2 separate regions of the Homo sapiens genome follow, and region 2 is linked to region 1. Evidence: read pairs that join two places in POLR2A ChIA-PET (ENCODE). Cell type or tissue: MCF 10A. All regions are shown on one strand. Links, peaks and the distances in the headings refer to the core of each region. The heading gives the core; the rest is flanking DNA. Region 1 overlaps GFPT2 (glutamine-fructose-6-phosphate transaminase 2). Region 2 holds the start of LOC124901152 (a long non-coding RNA gene).

What was found. Peaks named below come from ENCODE experiments on the same cell type or tissue, not always from the same donor. Only the 100,000 strongest peaks of a DNase experiment are listed, where the experiment ranks them.
Region 2: POLR2A ChIA-PET joins it to region 1 with 15 read pairs; 5 of 35 experiments call an interaction of 5 or more read pairs at or near these places.

Annotation. Positions count from the first base shown.
Region 1 is chr5:180,326,851-180,334,632 of GRCh38, forward strand. GFPT2 (glutamine-fructose-6-phosphate transaminase 2) reads right to left here. Exons shown (of 19, transcript NM_005110.4): 5 at 4,645-4,703; 6 at 3,850-3,984; 7 at 1,427-1,488. Among named protein-coding and RNA genes, the nearest start is that of GFPT2, 23 kb to the right of the region's middle. RefSeq lists enhancers at 1,999-2,988, 2,989-3,976, 4,967-5,954, 6,943-7,782. In MCF 10A, for the core only: CTCF peaks have their summits at 1,979 (motif pointing left), 2,182 and 5,574 (motif pointing left); DNase peaks (open chromatin) are centred at 1,981, 4,121, 4,561 and 5,411.
Region 2 is chr5:180,437,520-180,445,301 of GRCh38, forward strand. It overlaps LOC124901152 (a long non-coding RNA gene), which reads left to right and starts at 4,240. Exons shown (of 2, transcript XR_007059086.1): 1 at 4,240-4,336; 2 at 5,211-5,721. It also overlaps the pseudogene RNU6-525P. RefSeq lists an enhancer at 3,869-5,068. In MCF 10A, for the core only: no CTCF peak of the experiment used is centred there; DNase peaks (open chromatin) are centred at 2,082 and 4,172.

The DNA.
Region 1 (7,782 bases), core at 1,707-6,706:
TTATAGGCAATTTAGAAAAATAAAGCTTTATTGCTTCTTCACGCTGCCTTCTTCTGAGTTCATTTAAAATAGTAAATCATGATAAAATTGGATTTTAAAAAGGGCTTCTAAATTTGATAGGAACCAACTGGTATTTTATAATTCTATGAATTGAAGGAATTAAATTCCAAATGGCAAATTAGTTCCAGTTTTAGAAAAGGTTAAAAAAAATGATGATAAATTCCTGTTGTTTCCTGCTGAGATACTACGCCAGTCTGGAAGAGACAGCCTCACCCTCTCCGGCCGTCTCCCAGGCCACAGGTTCATTCCAGATGGCTCCCCTGGGGCTTCAGATGAAGCCCGCAGCCCACAGGGCACTGAGGCCATTTAGAGCCGGCCTCTGTCCGCCTCTCCACTCCCCACAGCCTTTGAGGCCCTGGAGCAGTGTCCATACCACCTTGCTCACCACTGTCTCCCATGCCTGGCACACAGCAGGTGTCAGTAAACACACACTGGGCCTAGAACGCCTCCGTCCCACCAATGCCCTTGCACCATGCCCCCACCTTGCCAACGGGGATCCTGGGAGGTCCCACTCCCTCTGGGCCCCTTGCCTTTGCTCATGCTGGTTCCTCTTCCCACTGCCTGCCTGGGGCTACCTGCCATTGCCCCCCTGCCAGGTAAGGTGATATCCTGTGCTGGGGCCGGGCACAGGGCATCACTATCCTCTGCCCTTCTCTGCCCTCCTGTACAACTGTTCAGCCCTTCAAGGCAGGGACCAGGTCAGATGTCACTAAGTCCCCAGGGCCCAGCACACAGTAAGTGCACAGTAAATATTAGTTGCATGGTTGGATGGATGATCAACCTATGTGAATATAAACAGGATGGCACTTAACCTGCTTCTGTAAATCCATGCAGCACTGGGGGCCCACCGTAACAGAGGGACACATTGGGGCAAGCAGGCTCTCTGAGCCGATTCCTGGCATGCTCCTTTGTGAAGGTGAAGCTTGAGCCCCGGGCCTTCAAGGCCTCTGCTGTACTGGATCCAAATCAATATTCACTTTGCTCCCTAGTTTCATGTTCATAATTTTGCTTTTTCTTAAAGGGGGGCCCACATTGTACAGGCTTCAAGCCCCACAAAACCTGGATCTGCCCTGTCTGTACGATTTTATTTATAACTGGAATTTGTTGCCCACCTCTAAAAATCTGTGGAGATTTCAAACACAAATCCAACTTTCTGGTTTCTTTTTTTTTTTTTTTAATTCAGAAGTGTAGCACCACCAGCCATGGAGATGGTGGGGCGCGGTCCCCGGGGCTGAGCCACAGTTGTTCTTTAGACACCACGAGCACCTTTCAGCGTGCCACAGGCCCTACCTCTCCCGTCTCCCTCCAGCTAAGTGATTTTATTTTCGTTCTTTCTTATGGGAAATGCCAGTGTGTTTTGCCTCACCGTGTGGCAACGGCTTCTCCTGGGTAGTGGACACTCTTGAAAACCAGCGCGAATGCACCTTCCTGAAAACACACAAACAGTGAGGGTCAACGCGTTCCAGCAGCCGCTGCTGCAGCCTGGCCACAGCCCAGGTGCGTCTCCCTGGGCCCCTCCTGATGGCGGGAGGTCCTGGGGTCCCTCGGGGAGCTGAGTGCAGAACAGCGCATCCGGGGTGACATCACGAGGGAAAGCAAAACAGACGGTGCCACGGGAAGTACCACAAACCAGAACATGTGAATTCCACGGTGAGCGATGTGCGGCTTGCCCAGGCCCACAGGGAGCCCGGCAGGGGTGCCAGCTGGGTAGACGGGGCAGTGAGAGTCACAGGAAATGATAGCTGGGACCAGGCTTCCCTGCCCTGCTCAGGGACAGCACCTACTCAGCAAGCCCCTGTGAAGTGCACTTTAGCTCAACACACGGTAGGGCCTGGGTTCAAATCCTGGCTCCACCCCTGCACTGGGCTCTCCCTTTAGCCTTCTTGGCGCCTCGTTCTCCTCATCGGTGAAGGAAGTGAGAACAGCGCCACCTGGCGGGGCTTCCGTGACGATGATAAGCTAATGCACTGAGCCTGGCATCCGGAGACCCAAGAGAAGCACAGGTTGTCATGACCGTTACTGCTATTATCCTTTCCATGGATACGACTGCCACCTGCCCTCTGGGCCTCAGCTGGTTGGTTTGTGCAAAGCCAGAACTAGAATCCAGCTCTCCTAACACAAGAGGCCAGATGGTTTTTTGACTTAAATTCTTGGTGTAAATTCTTCCCCCACGTCCTGACCATCCTGTACTAACTTACCGCAACCCTAGCAGAGCTCAGTTATATATAACCAGCTGCAAATCTGAATTTCCACAAGAAATCCTCCAAGTGTGGAAGCCACGGGCAGCCCCAGGCCCCGGGTGGTCAGCGTGTCGGGTCCAGGTTGCCAACTCAGCTACAGGGCCAGGAACCTGAGTCACCGTCCCCAGGCCTCATTGGGGCTTTCAAACTGCCCCAAACCAGGGGGCTTCAGGCAGACCCTGGTGCTTTTGTCAACAATAAAATAGGACTGAATGGAAAAACACTGCACGTTCTCTGCCAAAAAGAGCCCGGTACTGTCCCAGGTAGGAAAAGTCTTAAGTTTAAAAGTGTCATTATGAGAGAGGTATTTCTGAAATTTCAAAATAAAAATGGAAAAGAAGAAACAGCATGCTGTAATACCTAATTGGCTCACTGTACCTTATCCAGCACATTAAATGTGGGATAGGCTGTTTTTTATAAACACGTCCTCTAAATGATGGACCTCCAAAAACGGGAGTTAGAGGACAAAAAGGCTTCAACAGTAGACTTACTTTTTAAATCAGACTCTGAAAACACCTGCTCAAGAATGATGTATTTTACACTACAGGATGGTGCCTGCCAGATGTTCTGGACTCTGGGCCAGTGTCCAGGCTGCCACAGCCCTGGGGGAGCTACTGGGTGGCACTGCTGTCTGACAGGATGGGCTCTGAGAGGCCCGGACCCCTCTCGTCCTCCCGCACCCTGCATGGGCCTGTGTCTGCTCCACCTCCTCCTCAGTGTAGGGGCCTCCCCTTGGACAATACGCCCAGTGTGTGCTCCCTTCTCAGGGACTTCTTCTCCCTGGGCCCTGTCCTCTGGGATGTCCCCAATCTCTCTCCCTCTCTCCCTCTTTTGGGCCATTCCGTTCCACATACAGACATGCTGTGATATCACCTATCACAAAAACAGGCCAGGCACAGTGGCTCACGCCTGTAAATCCCAGCATTTTGGGAGGCCAAGGCAGGTGGATCACTTAAAGTCAGGAGTTCGAGACCAGCCTGGTCAACATAGTGAAACCCTGTCTCTACTAAAAGTACAAAAATTAGCCAGGTGTGGTGGTGCGTGCCTGTAGTCTCAGCTAACTCAGGAGGCTGAGGCAGGAGGACTGCCTGAACCTGGGAGGTGGAGGTTGCAGTGAGCCAAGATCACACCACTGCACTCCAGCCTGTGCAACAGAGTGAGACTCTGTCTCAAAAAAGAAAAACCTAGAAACACATCCTCGCTTGGTACCACAACTCTCTCTGCACACCACCACCAAGCTCACGTGTGCATCATAAAAAGCCACGGACTCTAATGCCAGTCACAATTTCAGAAGTGTCACGATGAAGCAGGGCACTTTCTATTTGATGTTGACTACCCAAACCACAGAACGTCTTCCAGTTCTACAAGAGTGTAACATCTTAAGGCCAGGCTCTGCAGATGGGCTGTCTTTTATCCCCAGGACTCTGTGCAAGTTTGTCTAACAAGGGCTTATAAAAAATGAAGGATTCCTTGGCACTTGCTGCTTGAAAAAAATGTTTTTAATGAAAGAATGAAGGAATGAGTTAGACAGATGGGATTTGTAACTCACCAACTGCTGAATGACTCTCTCGACCAACGTTGAAAACGTAATGTCCTCAGTTTCTCTGTTGTCGAACACATATTTAATCAGCTTGGCGATGGTCTCTGTATCTGTTTCTGACTCAAACTCGTAGCCTTTGCTTTCCTGGAATATGCAGTCGGCACAGTGTGAGAGATTGGTCATTGCACAATGCCTGCCTGGCCAACTCCCTCTCCTCCCTGGTGATCTGCCCTTGGAGTGACTTAAGTCAAGAACAGGGAAAACCGGGAAGGGGGGAAAAATGTTTGCCAGCATCACAGCCAAATACCTCTGAGTCACTCCCGGAGGCCCTGAGATCATCCCACCTCAGAAGCTCACCCTTGCCACTAATCTGGACATTGCAAAATAACAGCAGTCAAAATGATAAAATACGTTGAGTCAAACCCACCCACATCCCAACTAACACCACAGAGCCTTTCAAACTTCAGACAGTCACTGTCTGACTTTCCGTCCCAACTCCGCCGGTATACGAGTCGCTGTGTTATATAATGCAGACAGTTTAATAAAACGAAGCTCCTGTTATTTTGATTCTGGGAATCTGCAGTGGCCCTTGAGATAAACACTAATGCCCTGTTATCTCCTCAAACGAGATCTGCAGGGCCTGGCTCAGCCAAGGCAGAGGTTTCTTCTCAACACGGTGACGTGGCTGAGTGTGGGTCTCACTCAGTTCCCACACTGGTTTCCGCAAGGAAATGAGCTGGCTGGAAAGTTTCTGGGGAGACCAATCCCACCGGACTGAGACATCACCTAGGGGAAGCATCTTACCAGAAATTTCCTCAGATCTTTGTAATTTGTGATGATCCCATTGTGGATGACAACAAATTCTGAAAGAAAAGTTAAGAGAGAAATGCTATTGAGAAGGAGGTTCATGTCAGATGTGAAGAGAGATGATTTCAAGGCTTGAGAACTCTCTGCAAACTCCAGGCCTCAAGACTTCTGTTAAGCACACTTTGTTTACAGTGATTAGCACAGATGTTTACGGCAGCAACTACAGTGGAACCAGGGATTAGCACCAGGGATGTCTAGGGCAGCGGCTACTACAATGGGATCCGGAGGAAATACACATCCCTCTTTCAGTGACCAGCAGCCACCAGCCTGACCGTGCAGAGAGCTCTCCCCTGTGCGCTATTATAGTATCAAACAGGCTTTGGGGTTCATGTCCCACGGGGATGATGAGCCCTTCGTTCCAGAAGTGATTCCAGGCACTCTCAACTGGCTTTAGGCACAAAGAGGTCGCAAAGAACAGTCCAGCACCGTGCTGTGTTTGACCCACACTGTGTTGTAAAAATATTTGAGTTTTTAAAATTCTGAGTGTTCACTTTAAAATCCTGGTTTCCTTGGGGGAAAAATCCCAGAAGTTCTGGCATCCCCAGGCTCAGCCACATTCCTGCACAGCAGGATCTGCCAGCTGCAGCTTTTCCCACCTCCCCAGTTCCTGCCGCACAACCCAGCTCACGCGGGCGGCTTCCTGCACAGGTAGCACCCCGCTGATCCTGGCGGGGAGGTGGCGGGGGGGCGGGGGGAGCAGGGGGATGCGGGGGATGCGGTGAGGGATGTCTGCCTCCACCCCACTGCATTTTCTCAATGAATAGCCCGCATATGAGTGCCTTGAGGGAAAGATCCAAGGCCAGCCTGAGAATTTTTCTGGGCAAGTAGCTCCGTTTCCCTCTCCCCCTAGAGGACAGAAAGATTCCCTATTACCCTTGAGGTTCAATAATTCCACCAGGAGGTGTCTAGATGTGGGATACGCTTCATAAATATTGACTATTTTTTTCAAAGCATCACTGTGAAGTCTTATTTGTTTTTATTATTACCATTATTATTTTGAGACAGAATCTCACTCTGTTGCCCAGGCTGGAGTGCAGTGGCGTGACCTTGGCTCACCACGACTGCTGCCTCCCGGGTTCAAGCGATTCTCCTGCCTCAGCCTCCCAAGTAGCTGGAATTGCAGGTGCTCGCCACCACACCCGGCTAATTTTTGTATTTTTTTAGTAGAGACAGGGTTTCACCATGTTAGCCAGGCTGGTCTCGAACTCCTGACCTCAGGCGATCCACCCACCTTGGCCTCCCAAAGTGCTGGGATTATAGGCTTGAGCCACTGTGCCTGGTCTATTGACTATTTTTGATCCCTTCTTTGGATATCCAACTCAAGTTTTCCTTCAGTTCGGGAAAGATTTCTCCCACAGCATCTTTTGAAATCTTTTCCATTATTCTTTTTCTTTATTCTCACCATGATTTCCTCTATTTAAAAAAATTGTAGTGTTTGTTTTTGTGAGGTCACACCCAAAAATGGGAGGGCTTAAATAAGAAAAGCCCAGTTTCAACAGATGTGCTGACCACAGCTCAGCTTTATTTTTTATGTATTTATTTATTTATTTTTTACTGCTCTGTGCTCTGATCGCTTCTTGTGCACACCAGTTACCCATATGTTGGATCCATATTAACTGGCTCCACGTCCATCCCCTTCTCCATTTTTTTATATCTATGGTGATATTGTTTCTTTTTCTTTCTTTTTTTTTTTCTGAGATGGAGTCTCACTCTGTCGCCCAGGCTGGAGTGCAGTGGCGCGAGCTCGGCTCACTGCAAGCTCCGCCTCCCAGGTTCACGCCATTCTCCTGCCTCCGCCTCCCGAGTAGCTGGGACCACAGGCACCCGCCACCATGCCTGGCTAATTTTTTGTATTTTTAGTAGAGATGGGGTTTCACCGTGTTAGCCAGGATGGTCTCGATCTCCCGACCTCATGGTCCGCCCGCCTCGGCCTCCCAAAGTGCTGGGATTACAGGCGTGAGCCACCATGCCTGGCCGGTGATATTGTTTCTTTACATTATTCTCTTAATTCTGCTACACTTTCTTTCATCTCAGTCTATGATCCTATCATTAATTTGTTTTCTGGAATCCATGTTGTCTCTGCAGAATCTTTGTGTAATTTCCTTGTGTGGTATAGTTGCTGGGCGTTCAGACTTCCTTAAAAGCATGCTCTTCAGCTATCACTGCTGAGTGTCAAAGAAATTTTATAAATCTTTGCTTATTGTCCTGTTGTTTTCTTTTCAATTACTCATCCTGAGTCAGGGCTGGAGTGTCCAAGTTTGGGTGTGGGTGGGCCTCCTGGGAGCCTCCCTGCTTTGGGGACACAATGAGAATCATCATCTACACTGAAGTGGGGGATTTTCCAATGAGGTTCATTTTATCACTGGGAAGGGCAGGAGGCTGTGGCTAAAGTGGCAACATCTCAGGGCACATGGTCTGGGCGCAGTGTTTTCTCGGCCAGCACGACTGCCCCAGGGACCAGCTTCTGCACTTGACCTGGGCTCTGGCCAGATGTACATTCTAGGTCCTCAGCACCATGGGGTCTGCTGTCCTCCTCCTGGACATAGGGTGTGTGCCTCAGTCACGAAATGCCCTATGGTTCAGGGCATGAGCCAGACCCAAGGAAGAGGCCCTCGCAAAAACCTCACTCCCTCAAGACCCTGATCACTAGGATGCATGAGTAGCCCTGGCTCCTGTGCTACCACCAAGCTGCTCTGCTGAGCAGGGTGGATGGGGCTCTCCTTCCGTTTTCTGGGGGACGCCTTCCCTTCCAAATTGGGCGGGGTGAGCTGGTGAGGCCCTGCAGAGTGCTCTGGGGAGAAGCAGCACCACTGCACTTTCTGTGGGTGGTGGGGGTGCCTGCCCATCCCGCCCAGTTACACTGCCTCGGAGAACCACTGATCAGCAGTGGGTGGGGGACACCAAGCAGGCTGGTGCTGCTCTCCTGTGGCCTGACTTCCACAAGGATTAACCGCAGTGGGACTTGTCAAGTGTCAAGGCTTAGTGCCTGCTAATAAGCTCCCAGTAACTGCTCTGATGTATTTGGTCCTATCTAACATTAGGCTTGGCACGAACTTACACTATGCCAGAGGATGT
Region 2 (7,782 bases), core at 1,871-6,870, 110 kb after region 1:
TGCCCAGGACGGTGGCCGCAGCTGCTGTGCATAAGGGCCCGCTGTGGGCCTGGCGTGGTGCTGGGAGTACCCATGTGTCTCCTCCTGTATTCTTCAGTCCTTGACCTGGCTCCCAGGGGCCTGTCTGTGCTGCCTTCCTTCTGTGCCTGGAAGTGTCCCTGAGCCTTGGCAGCTTCCACGTAGCCTCAGAACCACTTTCCATTTGTATTGTTAGATTAGTTTTAAATATCCAAGTAATCCATGAATTCACTTTTCTTATATATATGTACAATTAACTGCCCCCATTCCCCGCCCAAATCCTAGGTCCCAGGTAACAGCGGTTTCAGCTTTTGCTCCTTCTCCTTGCAGGCCTTTCCTGTGTTTACACCCACCTGCAGCGTGGATAAAGAGTTTCTGGCCGGGCGAGGTGGCTCACGTCTGTAATCCCAGCACTTTGGGAGGCTGAGGCGGGCGGATCACGAGGTCAGGAGATTGAGACCATCCTGGTTAACACGGTGAAACCCCGTCTCTACTAAAAATACAAAAAATTAGCCGGGCGTGGTGGCGGGTGCCTGTAGTCCCTGTTACTCAGGAGGCTGAGGCAGGAGAATGGTGTGAACCCGGGAGGCGGAGCTTGCAGTGAGCCCAGATTGCGCCACTGCATTCCAGCCTGGGCAACAGAGCAAGACTCTGTCTCAAAAAAAAAAAAAAAAGAAAAAAAGAAAAGAGTTTCTATTGGCTGGGCATGGTGGCTCATGCCTGTAATCCCAGCACTTTGGGAGGCCAAGGTGGGCAGTTCACCTGAGGTCAGGAGTTCCAGACCAGCCTGGCCAACATGGTGAAACCCTGTCTCTACTAAAAATACAAAAATTAGCTGGGTGTGGTGGCACACACCTGTAATCCCAGCTACTCGGGAGGCTGAGGCAGGAGAATCACTTGAACCCGGGAGGCAGAGGTTGCAGTGAGCCAGGATCACGCCACTGTACTCCAGCCTGGGTGACAAGAGTGAGACTCCGTCTTAAGAAAAAAAAAAAAGAGTTTCTATGAGTGTGTCACAAAGCGCACAACGTGTCCACATGGTTCTGCCCCTTTGACTTTTTCACTGTCCGCCTGTCTTGCTGAGTGAAACCTCCACCAGTGTGTGGCCCCTGCTGTTCTTTTGATGGCTGTGTGTTCCCCAGTGTGGAGACGGCTGGTGCTGTCTTTCTCCCGCTGATGATGTGGAGGTTCTGGGTAAGATTCTGCAGCTCCCTTCTGCTGTAGACTGAATGTTTGTCCCCAGCCCCGTCAATTCATATATTGAGGCATAAGCCCCAAAGTGATGGTATTAGGAGGGCCTTTGTGAGGTTATTAGGTCACAGGATGAAGCCCTCATGAATGGAACTATTGCCCATATAAAAGGGGGCCCTTGCCCCTTCTGCCATGAGAAGACACAGCTAGAGAACCAGAAAGCAGGCCCTTGCCAGACACCAAAGCTGCTGGTGCCGTGACCTTGGACTTCCCAGCCTCCAGAACTCTGAGAAATCAATTTCTGTTGTTGTTAAGCTCTCCAGTCTGTGACATTCTGCAGTAGAAGCCTGAATGGACTAAGACGCCTTCCTAGGAGTTAGATGATTCCTCCTCCATTATTCTGGGCTGTCTCGAAGCCCCACGGCTGCTCACCCTCTACACAGCCTGGTCATCTCCTGCACTGCCTGGCCCCAGCCCCATCTCCATGCCAGTGTTCCCCACAGCTCCATCTCCAGGTGAGCCTCCGCTGGCCTCCCCCGGCCACCTCTGCTGGACAGCCCACAGGCTCCCGGACTGCTTCGGTGTTGCACGGGGACTGTGAAGAGCTGGGACCGTGGCGAAGAAACATCTGCTGAGCCAAGGACACTGTTGGTCATGCTTGTGTCTTCATAGCAGAAAGTTCTAAAGGCAGTGTTAGGTGGGCCTGTGTACACACAGACCCCGTCTGGGTCGGCACTGCCTGAGGGCAGCCAGCACTGAGGCGGGTCGTGACCCCGTCGGTGCCTGTGCAGAAAGGAGGCTCGCTGCAGAAGGGAAGAAACCTGTGCTAACCCTGCCCCGCCTCCTGCTGGCTCTGTGCCCTGGGGCCTGTCAGTACCGGATCCCAGCCTTGCTTTCCTCACTGGTAAATTAGGGATCTAACGCACAGTCTGCCACGAGGATGGGATTGATGAGATGAGGCAGCCCGAGTTACTGGCTGTGATTTCTGTCGTGATCCTACCCATTTTCTTCTTCGCCCTGCTGTTCTGAAGATTAAATATAACAGTCGAGTGTGGTGGCTCATGCCTGTAATCTCAGCACTTTGGGAGGCTGAGGCGGGCAGATCACCTGAGGTCAGGAGTTCAAGACCAGCCTGGTCAACATGGTGAAACCCCGTCTCTATAAAAAAATACAAAACTTAGCTGGGTGTGGTGGCGCATGCCTGTAATCCCAGCTATTCAGGAGACTGAGGCAAGAGAATCACTTGAACCCAGGAGGGGAAGTTTGCAGTGAGCCGAGATCATGCCATTGCACTCCAGCCTGGGCAACAGCAAGACTCTGTCTAAAATAAATAGATAAAATAAATAAATTAAATAGATCAATAAAACAGTACAACACAGCGTCAGGCACTGTGCCAGCACATTAGAAGGTGCTCCATGAACGCCAGCTTCCTTCCTCTTTCCAGATTTATTTTCAACTGGAAAGCTTCAATGAATGAGTGAATGAGGGAATCACTGCTCCCCTCAGCAGTGAGCTGAGGAGTAGATCCTTGCTGACCGCTGAGCCACAGGCACTGATCAACACCTAGAATGTCGATGGGGACAGTTACCTTGGAGGGGCTGTTGACTGTATCCCCAAGACAGGAGCAGCCAGATGCCCTGTGCCTCCAAAAGGAATGTGTGAGGATGCTCCCAGCCCCACCCCTGAGACTTCCTGCCAAAAAAGTTGAGCCTGAATCCTGCGCATTCGCTTTACGACTGACTTCCAGTTTCAAGGAGGAAGGGGATGGAGGGTCGCATTAAACAACACCTCAAGGCAGCCCAGATCGGGAGGGAGGGTCCCTCTGCAGGACAGAAACCAGCTCGTGCCGCAAGCCAACCGCGAGAAGGGAAGAGGGGGCGCTCTAGGTTACAAGAGAATTAAGAAGCACAACACCCAGATACGTGTGGCCTGTGTTTGGATTCTATTTGAACAAAAGACATGAAAAGAGACTTTATTTTTCAGGCAATGGGGAAGTGTGACTGTGGACAGGGCATTAGATGACATCAAAGACTTCCTGACCACTAAGTGTCATAATAGCATTACAATCATGCAGGAAAATATCCTATGAAGGACGTGGAGATAACATGGGATATGTTTTTCAGGAAGAGCTATGACGGCAGACTAAAAATGTACGGTTATTTGGTGTAAGATATCTGTTTACCAGAGGCCTTCCTATTGGTCTATAGTGTAAGAATATTTTGACAAGCAGTTTTTATTTATAGAAACAAAAATAAAGGTCTTTGCAATCCCAAATACTCAGGAGGCTAAGGCAGGAGGTTTACCTGAGTCCAGGAGTTCAAGGCTGCAGTGAGTTATGATTGTGCCACTGCACTCCAGCCTGGGTGACAGAGTGAGACCCTGTCACACACATACAAAAAAAAGCTATTTGCAAAAATTTTGAAAAGTTAATGGTAAGAATCAATGAGGCCAGGTGAAGTGGCTCATTCATGTCTGTAACCCCAGGACTTTGAAAAACTGAGGAGGGATGATCATTTGAGGTCAGGAGTTCGAGACCACCCTGTCAACATTGTGAAACCCTGTCTCTACTAAAAATATAAAAATTAGCCAGGCATGGTGGCCGCACACCTGTAATCCCAGCTACTCGGGAGGCTGAGGCAGGAGGATTGCTTGAACCCAGGAGGTGGAGGTTGCCGTGAGCTGAGATCACGTCACTGTACTCCAGCCTGGGTGATGGAGTGAGATTCTGTCTAAAAAAAAGAAAAAAAAAAAAAAGCTCAATGGCAGTAATGGTATAGTCAAACTCATCTATTCAATCTATTCATTTATTCATAGCAAAAGCACACAAGCCTGTGGGAAAATAATTTGGCAATAAGCAGCGAGAACCATACAAATACCATGTTCTCTAGCTCAAGACTCTGATTGCTGGGAATTTACCCTGATGAAATAACCCGAAAGAAGGGGAAAACCACTCAGGGCAAGGGTGTGGCTCTGGAGTTACGTGCTTTGCCTTGACGGCACTAGAAAGCAAAGTTCCGAGGACTGTGTTGCAACTTGGAAGCCCGCGCAAGCAGCTGGAAGGGGTGCTGTGATTACAGCCGCGTGAAGGCATGCGCGCTGGGGCCTGGCCAGCGGGGTGCCTGGAGAGGTGAGTGTGGTGGCTGGATCTGGGGGAGAGGCAGGTCCGCTAGGAAGCAGGGGGCAGGGGCAGGGTGTGTTTGCAAGCTGGTACCGTGCTGCCATGGCCACAGGTACAACTTCAGTGCAAATGGATTGTGAGCTGGAGTGACCCCTGAACACCTGGTGGAAACCAGCCGGGCTTACACTGGGCAAAGCTGGGTTGTCAGGGACCCTGGTGAGACCCTGTCTTCCCCCCATTCCTCTCTGCCAGTCTTGGGGCCCTGGGCTCCCACACAGACCGGCTTTCTGCGTGGGATAGGATTATCAGACCCTTTCCTGAAATCGCGGGTGGGAAACAGGTGAGGTCATGAAGGCAGCCTGGGAGGGAGGAAGGGACAGGATGTGGAGGGGAGAGGGAACACAGCAAAGGAGGCTTACTGGTCCAGGTCCTCTGCGTACATCATCTCACTGCCTCAAAATGTTTGGGGAATGAGGCACGGTATAAACTTTCTTCACTTTTCCTTCACTACAGTCTTCTGCAGGTATTATTGTCCCCATTTTACAGACAACGAAGCTGAGGCTCCAAGGGATTGGTAACCTTACAAAGATTTACTAAGTTTTTAGGTGTAAAACTGAGATACTAACCCAGATCTGTGTCTCTGGGGCCAGGCTCTCTGGGGAAATCAGCCCAGGTCATCTCTCTCTCTCTCTCCAGTATCACCTGTGGCTTCTTAGATAGGAAACTGAGGCTGAACACTTACAGGCTTACACAAGTAACTGCACTGCCAGCCTCCTCAATTATTGACCCAGGATCTGATGTCAAGCCCCACCCTCAGGGTGCTGGGCCCTCATGTCCCATTTAAGTGTGGCCCTAAAGGCTGACAGCTTTCCTTTCCCAACAGGTACCTGGTCCATCCCTCCAGGCCCCTTAGAGAGAGGACTCAGAGAAGAGACTGAGGGAGATGGGATGTGCCAGGGTTTCCTGCTAGGAGCCTCATCTTTCTACCCCTTCTCTGTTCCCGAGAACACAGTGGTCATCCCCTCTGGAAGATGAAGTAACAGGGCACCATCTTGGAAGCAAAGAGAGCAGCCCTCGCCAGACTCCAAGTCTGCTGGAGCCTTAATCTTGGACTTCCCAACCTCTAGAGTTGTGAGAAAATAAATTTCTATTTATAATTTACCCAGTCCATGGAGTTGTGTTACAGCAGCACAAGTGGACTAAGACGCTGTCAACACTTGTTAATTTCTGTTGTTATGCCATCGTAGTGGTTGTAAACTGATATCATGTTGTGATTTTGATTTGCATTTCCCTGATGATTAGTGATGTTGAGCATCTATCTGTTCATGTGCTTGTTGGCCCTTTGTGTATCTTCTTTGAATAAATGTCTATTCAAGTTCTTTGTCCATTTTTAAGCTGGGTTGTATGTCTTCATTGTTGTTAGGTTGTAACAGTGCTTTATACGGCCAGGTGCGGTGGCTCACGCTTGTAATCCCAACACTTTGGGAGGCCCAGGCAGGCGGATCACCTGAGGTCAGGAGTTCGAGACCAGCCTGACCAACATGGAGAAACCCCATCTCTACTAAAAATACAAAAAAAATTGGCTGGGTATGCTGGCACACGCCTGTAATCCCAGCTAGTCAGGAGGCTGAGGCAGGGGAAGTGCTTGAACCCGGGAGGCGGAGGTTGTGGTGAGCCAAGATCGCACCATTGCACTCCAGCCTGGGCAACAAGAGCGAAACTCCATTTCAAAAATAATAATAATAATAATAATAATAATGCTTTATATATTCTGGATAGTAGATTTTTTATCAGATACATGATTTGCAATTTCCTTCTCCCATTCTGAGGGCTGTCTTTTCACACTTTCTCTCTCCTCTTTTTAAAAAACAGGGTCTTGTTCTTTCTTCCAGGCTAAAGTGCAATGACATAATCTTAGCTCACTACAGCCTCAGACCCCTGGGCTCAAGTGATACTCCCACTTCAGCCTCCCAAGTAGCTGGGACTATAGGTGTGCACCACCACACCTGACTAATTTATTTATTTATTTATTTTTTGAGAAGGAGTCTCGCTCTGTTGCCCAGGCTGGAGTGCAGTGGCATGATCTCAGCTCACTGCAACCTCCGCCTCCTGGGTTCAAGCGATTCTCGTGCCTCGGCTTCCTGAGTAGCTGGGATTACAGGCATGCACCACCATGCCCGGCTAATTTTTCTATTTTTAGTAGAGATAGAGTTTCACCATGTTGGCCAGGCTGGTCTCAAGCTCCTGACCTCAAGTGATCCACCCGCCTCAGCCTCCCAAAAGTGCTGGGATTATAGGCGTGAGCCACCACACCTGGCCGACAGTGTTCTTTGATGCACAAAAGTTTTTAGTCTTGATAAAGTACAAATTTATCTATTGTTGTTGCATGTGACTTTGGTGACATCTGAGCACCCATTGCCAAATCCAGGGCATTAGGATTTGCCCCAGTGTTTTCTCTAAGAGTTTTTTGTAACTTTAACTGTTATACTTAGGGTTTCGGTCCCTTTTGAGTTGACTTTTGTTTATAGTGTGAGGAAAGGCCTCAGCTTTATTTTTTTGCATTTGGATATCTGGTTGGCCCAGCATCATTTATTGATGAGATTGTTCTCCATGAAAGGGCTTTGAATTATTATTGGTTGAAGAATAGTTTTTCTGGGTTCCCTTGCTTCAGTAGCATATATACTAGAAACTGGAATGACACAGAGAAGATTAGGATGGCCCCTGGGCAAGGATGACGTGCAAATTTGTGAAGTGTTCATTTTATTAGAAATAAAAATTAAATTACAAATTTTCTAAGGAATTATTTTTTGGATATAGAGTTCTTGGTTGACAGTTTTTTTTTTCTTTCATCATTTTAAATATGCCAACTTTCCGGCCTCCATGGTTTCTGATGAGAAATCAGCTGTTAATCTTATTGAGGATCCCTTATATGAGACAAGTTTACTTCTCTTGTGATGCTTTCAAGATTCTCTCTTTTGCTGGATAGGAGTGAAGCAAGATGGCAAAATAGGACTTTACAGTGATTGTCCCGCCACAGAAACATCAATTTGAACAACTATTCATGCTTGAAAATATCTTCACACGAGCTAAGGAAACCAGGTGAGAGAGAGCAGTATCTGGTTGTAGCATAATGAGAAAGTATATATTGGCGAGGGCAGGAGAGGCAGTTTTAAGTTACCCACATCATCCATCCCCAGCCCCAGGCAGCACTGAATTGAGAGATGCCATCCTCTGGGGAGGAAGAGAGGGAAGTAAGCATAGGACTTTTCCTTAGACCCCAGTACCAGGCCCAGCACCAGGCAAACCCCCACATCCCACATCCCATATTCCAGGCCAGTAATCATGGACTGAGCCTCTAAACCTGCCCTCAGATCACACCATATACAAAAATTAACTCAAAACGAATTAATGACTTAAATGTAAGAACCAAATTATGAAACTACTAAAAGAAAACA